Linked DNA regions of Homo sapiens: region 1 is linked to region 2. A link is a contact called in ENCODE Hi-C or POLR2A ChIA-PET data. All regions are on one chromosome and are shown on one strand. The core of a region is the stretch at or near the end of the contact, and the rest is flanking DNA. Distances in the headings are between cores, read along the strand shown.

What was found. Hi-C counts contacts between places; a loop is a spot of excess contacts on that map. ChIA-PET counts read pairs that join two places held with the same protein, here RNA polymerase II (POLR2A). Pooled maps may share reads with other maps.
Region 1: a pooled map shows a loop between it and region 2 (4-fold over the local background). The contact joins the promoter of GFI1 here to the promoter of LRRC8D-DT in region 2. A Hi-C loop is called at or near these places in 1 of 37 single-sample maps with no recorded cell type and 1 of 50 pooled maps. POLR2A ChIA-PET finds 5 or more read pairs at or near these places in 1 of 52 experiments (activated T-cell).

Annotation. Positions count from the first base shown.
Region 1 is chr1:92,485,641-92,488,777 of GRCh38, forward strand. GFI1 (growth factor independent 1 transcriptional repressor) reads right to left here and starts at 1,285. Exons shown (of 7, transcript NM_005263.5): 1 at 1,086-1,285. RefSeq lists silencers at 1-41, 242-291, 912-1,021, 1,112-1,321 and enhancers at 1-469, 392-541, 1,442-1,491.
Region 2 is chr1:89,820,542-89,823,505 of GRCh38, forward strand. It overlaps LRRC8D-DT (LRRC8D divergent transcript), which reads right to left and starts at 1,253. Exons shown (of 1, transcript NR_185885.1): 1 at 1-1,253. It overlaps LRRC8D (leucine rich repeat containing 8 VRAC subunit D), which reads left to right and starts at 491. Exons shown (of 3, transcript NM_001134479.2): 1 at 491-750. RefSeq lists silencers at 20-79, 520-869, 970-1,069, 1,160-1,369, 1,241-1,460.

The DNA of each region.
Region 1 (3,137 bases), core at 35-2,534, 2.7 Mb after region 2:
GCCCCTCCGCGCGCTCAGGCCTCTCCTCACCGTCCGGGCCCAGGAAGGAGGGAGCCGAGGGCGCTAAGGGGGCGTCCTCCCGAGCGCAGCTGCCGCCGCCTCCCCACCAGATGTTTCCTTCCCTGGTGGATTTGGCTCCCCTGCCGAACCACCAGACCGCCTGCTGCGCGCCCCCAGCTCCAGATTTCCAGTCACACTGCGCGGGTCGCGCCCTAACCCAGCTGCCGGAGCTCTCTGGGCTCCCGCACGGCGGTCCGCAGCAGGTGGGAAACCGCCCGCGCCCTCTGATCGCCCCCGCAGTGCCAGTGCTCTGCGAGTCCCCGCGGCCGCCCCCACCAGGGCAGGAGGCGCAGAACAGGCTCGGCGGACCTACCTGCGGAGTCACGGCGCGGGCACCGCGCTAGGAGAGTTTTCAAACGGAATCTTGCTTTCGGGAGAGACCGCTCTATCTCTCTGACTTAAAAAAAAAAAAAATTCTCCTTCCGAGCTCAGCCCCCAAAACCACAAGCTTCACTTCCTGAGCGTTACTGAGTCGCTCGCATAGCCCTCCCAGACCTGCTCCCAACCCCCGTCGGGCGGCCGGGCGCGCTCCTTTGCGCAAGTGGCCAGGCGGTGGGGGGCCTGGCCTTTCCAGCCCGTCCCGCGCGCCCCTTAGTAGTCCTCCCAGTTCTCTCCCTGTGGGTCGGCAGGGGATGGGGGAAATTGGAGGTCCGGACACTTAGGCACTAGAAATGACTTGAAAGAAAATGAACTATTCTTGGCTCCAGGGAGACTTCCGCAGCGAGAGAAGCCACAGATTGAGGACACAGATTGACTGGCGAGAGAGGGGTGGGGGGCGCCCCGCTCCGAGGACCCTCCCCGCCCCTCAGGCCTCGGTCACCCGCCCCCCCCACCCCCGACCCCGCCGCCTCCTAGGGCTGCACCACCCCCGGGTCGGGACCGTGAATCACCGGCCCGCGGTGCCGCCGGCCTGGAGCCCGGCGAGTGGCCACGGCGTCCGCAGAGCGAAACCTGCCCCGCAGGCCCCGAAATAGCTTGTTGTGGAAACACTTGGGGATAAATACGCCCAACGAGGCTGAAAATACCTTGACACCCAATCCGAGAGGTTTGCTCATTTCCCTTCGGATTTAGGTAATGGTTAAATTTGGAAGAGGTGGGCGAGCGCCGAGCCCCCGGCGGAGAGGGCCCTGGCGGCGCGTCCCGCGGGCGCCCGGCGGGACCGGTGGGCGCACCCTCCCTGCGCGGAGCTCGCCGGCTCTCGACCGGGTCCGCTCAGCCTTCGACTAATTTCCGGTGGTCGGAGCTGCAAAATTAAAGGCCGCGCGGGGGCAGCGCCGGCGGCTGCTAGGCTGACTCCGCCCTGCCGGGGCAAGCCAGGGAGAGCGGGACCTCGCACGCGGGCTCTGCCACCGCCTGAGGTCATACCCAGGCACTGGGTGTTGGCGGGAGCAGTAAAGCGCCATAAAAGCACCACTTGGATGACTATTGCAAAGTAAGCCTTCTTCGCTCGGATTCTATGTTTCATGAGGGTAGGCACTGGATCTTCATCTTTATGTCCTAGGCGGGCTCTTAACAAAAGGCTGTGGACTGAGTAAATGAATGAGTGGGGTTAATTAACTAATTAATTATATTAATAGAACAGGGGGAAAAAACTTAAAACCTAACTCATAGATACATGAACAAATGCAGCAACCTCCAACGCTAGACTGTATGCCATGACCCATAGTGTGTGGCCTGCTGTGTATACTCAAAGCCTACACCCTTTGCTCATTGGAGTGGATGGATGTTGTAGTCATGTTACTTTTCAAAATGAATTGACTTGGATTTTGATCACAACTTCGTGCACAATAGGCCTCCAATGTCAGACATGCACAAGGAGAAGAGAGTGGTGCTCCCCAGTTCTTGCAAAATAACTACCATGTTCTAGGTTAATCTTAAATTGTTATGGGGGGGGAAGCCCTTAAAGCTCTTTTTCTAGAAACAGTTTTTAAATTATTCTTATTTTGCACTGTAAATTTAAAATTTTGCAGGGAATATTTGGTTAGTATAGCAGTGCTTCGAGCATGTATTAATAAATTATACGTTTTGTTAAGCAATGACCTGTGCCCCTATTGTATGCCAGGCGCTGGGCAAATCTTGTCTGCCTAGCTGTCCTCCTTCATTTGCTCAACACATCCCTTCTTTATATATAAATGCAGAGGCAAGCAATTTTGGTCAGAAAGGAAAATTAAGGACATTTTGTTAATATTTTATTTCTTGTGTGCTTTGTCCTGGCCTAAGGTATAAAAATCTCACAGTAGTGCAAAAACAAATCTTTCCCTTATTCCCTTCTCTCCTACTCGATAGCAGAAAAAAACAAATTTTTAGAATAAAATTATAAATGGGACAAAATAAAATTTCTTATCAACCAAGTTCTAGAGAAATGGTTGGACTATTTCCTTTGCATATTAGCAAGTTCAAAGTCAAAATTTCTCGAAAAGGTGCTGTGACTATTTTATAGTTTAGTTGAGTGTTGCTGTTTGAAGTCTCAGAAAACTTGAGGGAGCCCATGAAGGGGGCAGATAAGCACCTTGAGCAGTGAGCAGTATCACCTTAGAATAAATCCCTTTCATTCAGATTTAGTCTAGTCATTTTGCTTTTCATTTGCCCTTCACAGACTCTTGGGATTTCTGAGTTTGAAAAAGAAAACTGAGAACTGGAACAGGGACACGCAGAAAGGAGCAGGTGGGAGGGAGATGGCACTGAATTTCCCTTTATGTCTTTTACATGTTGAACCATGTGTATGTAGTACTAACTCAAATAAATAAATACACATTTAAAAAGTATTTAACAAGTATTCAACACGTTTAAAAAGTATTTAACAATACTTTTTAACAACACAACACTCCCGGGTGTATAGTGTTGAAGTGTGACTCCCACACTTGGGGAAGAATAGGAGAAAGGTAAGAAGAGGGGAACCCAGAGAGGTTAAGAACCTTGCCAAGGACAGTGAAGAGCTAGGACTAGAAATAACGATACAATGAACCCATCTCTGACTTCCTGCTACTCCAAACTACCTCTTGCTTCTATTAAACTAAGGGCAAAGAGAATAAGCCACCCCTCCATGAACATTTTTAGAAGCTACAAATACTCCCTCT
Region 2 (2,964 bases), core at 3-2,502:
CTCCTTAGAGTTGGAAGGCACTTAAGTGACTTTTTAACGTAATTCAACTCCCCACCCCCAGCGCCAAGTCTTAATATCAGAGTTTTAGTCGACGGGACAGCCTCCTTCGCCCAGGACGGGTGAAGGCTCCTGACCATGCCTCGCAGCTAACTGGCAGCTGCGCCTGCCCGGCACCGAGCCCTGCCCAGGTGGACGCTTGCGAGAGCATTACGGCGATGGTTATGTAGGCTGCCGTTCTTCCCCTCCCAAGCACCTGCTCCGCATCTAGCAGTCGCTCGCCGCCAGTCTCCAACCCCGGGTCCCCTCCCTCGCCACACAGACCCCGTCCGGTCAGGCGCTGCAGGGCCACCGGAGAAAGCGCTCGCAATCACATGGAGGCCCGGGCCCGCCCCATTGGCTGCGGCCGGGCCAGTCGCGGCACTCGCCGGCTGCGGTTGGTCCCAGAGCTGCAGCGCCTGCACGGGCCCGGAGTCCATGTTACGCTTTGTCTAATTCCCCTCGTTACAGAGTCATGTGCTGCTGCTCCCGTCGCCGCTGCTGCCGCTGCCGCTGCCGCCGCCCGTGGTGCCCCGGCTCCTCCGCCGCGCTTCGAGGTGGCAGCCGCGGGCGGGGCCGCGGGAGCAGGGTCCAGGGTGCAGCGCGCCTTCGCCGCCCCGGCGCGTCCCGGTGCAGCCGCCGCCCGCCGCGGGTGATGCCGCCACCTCCGGCCTCAGCATAAGCCGTGGCTTGGCGGCCGAGCTGCACCCCAAGGTTGGTGCGCACCTCTCCCGGCAGGGGCCGGGGGCTGCGAGGGAAGGCGACGCGCAGGTGGAGCCGCGCCGAGCCGGAGCGCGCAACCCTGGCGCAGGCGCCGCGGCCCGAGCTGCGGTTGCGGCCGGGAACTCATTCGGGGACGTCCGGGGGTCGGGAGGAGGTGGCGGCGAGCGGAGTGGGCTCCCGTTTGCTGCCGCCAGGGCCTGGGAGATTGTTCCGCTTTCTGCAGTCTGAGCGTCGGCCGCTTCGGCCCCGGGCGGCCGGCCCTGCGGGAGGGGAGTGCGGCTTCCTGGCTCCTGAACCCCTCGCGCGCGCTCCCTTCTCTCACCTCCCTCCGCCCTATCGGAAAGGCGGGGAGAGCCGGTTTCGGCTCTGCTGGTTCCTCCCGGAGGTGGGTGTTTGGTGTCTGGCCTTGCTGGCCCGGCGTCCAAAGGTGAGCCCTTTAACTTCTCCAGAATCGCCTCCCCTCCGCTTCCTTCCTGTGCAGGGTGGGCTGCGCTGGGAGCCCGGCGGGCGGGGGCGGGGAGGTGAAGGCCCGCGCCCCGCCCCCCGCGCCTGTGGGAGGGAGCTGGGGGCCCGCAGGTGCACCCAGCCGTCCGCGGGCCGTCTCCGGGTTGGGTACCGGTATAATCCGCTTCTAGCTTGTTTGGAGGCGTGGGCTCTTGGGAGCGGGACTTCTGCTCAAATCCTGTCCAGGGGCTTGAAAAGGAGGAGAATTGGGGGTGGTTGCCGGGAGGACCAGCACCTCCAGTTACTGGAGGGTTGATAGGGGCCTTCTCCTTTCCGTCACCCTTTACTAGGGGGTATCCCTTGCAGATAAATGAGATTTTTTGATTTCTTAAAAAGCCAGCTGCAGTGAAGAAGAACTGCTGCAGGTCGAGGGGAAGAGAGGTAGGTCCTTGCTGGAGAGGGAGAGGTGGGCTGTGAGGTTCCAGGAGCACGCACTTGGGGTGTGTGTGGCCGAAAGTATGGAGGTAGGGTTGTGGGAAGGAAACAGCCGAGATGAGAGGGAGGGCGCACTCAGGATGTAGGCGGAGAGATGGGGAATAGGTACTGGGGAGTCCTAGCGGAATGTGGGGCCCAGCTGGAGCCGCTTGGCTTATATTTGGCTCCTCGTTGCCTCGCAGATTTCCTGCTCTTGGATCTTCAAAAATATTTTTTTGTTGGACAAAGAAAACTCTGAGGACATATTTTGGAAGAGCTGATTTCTGGAAACTTTCCTTGGCAGCTTTGATAGTAAAATTCCGTACAGGCAGCGTTTATTGAGCACCTATTACGTGGTTTGTACCGGACTTTGGAAGAGTCTGGACAGGCAGGGAATCCCCGTTTGCAGTAATGATGAGGGCTGTCTACCTTATAAACAAATAAGGGGCCCCTCCCAGTGCCAAGAATGAGAGTGATCAGACCTTCCTCGCCATAGCATCTGGGACCTCTGCTTCTTACAGACCTGTGGGAAGAACCCTGCACCATATCCTGTAAATGGGGTCCTCAGGCAGCATTTATTTTTGCAGTCCAAAAATAGTGACCAAACACCTACTGTCAGCTAGGCGAGAGTTGGGGTTCTTGCTTCATCTGTCTTGACACCAACTAACTAAATCCCTGTTAAAATCCAAGTGCAAGATGGGGAGGAATCTGAGATGAAAATTAGGTGGTTAAAACAGGGGTCACGAAAAGTTGATTTGGGGTGTTTGGTCTCTGTAGGTTACTTATGGAGCCCCCCATAAAATGATTAGGTAATCTATGGAGCCAGGGAAAAATTCCAAAATCTTGAATTGGCACAGTTTATTTATATATTTGAACACTATGTTAGATTTGTCTCGTTTTTATTGAGAGTGTATGTGTGCGTGTTGATTAAAACCTAACAGATTAGAAGGTTGGAGAGGAAACTGTCCTTAGATGACCCAGCCTTCCATTACCATGTGGAGTAGCATATGATGCAACACTTAAAGTATTGAGCCATATTCATATCATTTTCTCCCTGCTGTGTTTTCCAGCATTTAAAAAACATGGTCAAAACTTGGCCCTTTTTTTCTCAAAATCGCTAAAGTTTAATGGAAAGAAAAAAGAAAAAAACTAGGCCCCTTTTCCCTTAATTTTTATATTATGCAGCATTTTTAAAAATTAATTTTAGAAAATTCTGATGTGTTTGTCATGTCCAAATAGTTAAATTGTTTTGGTAGCTATAGTTTGGAAATTAGACTCGATTCTGTT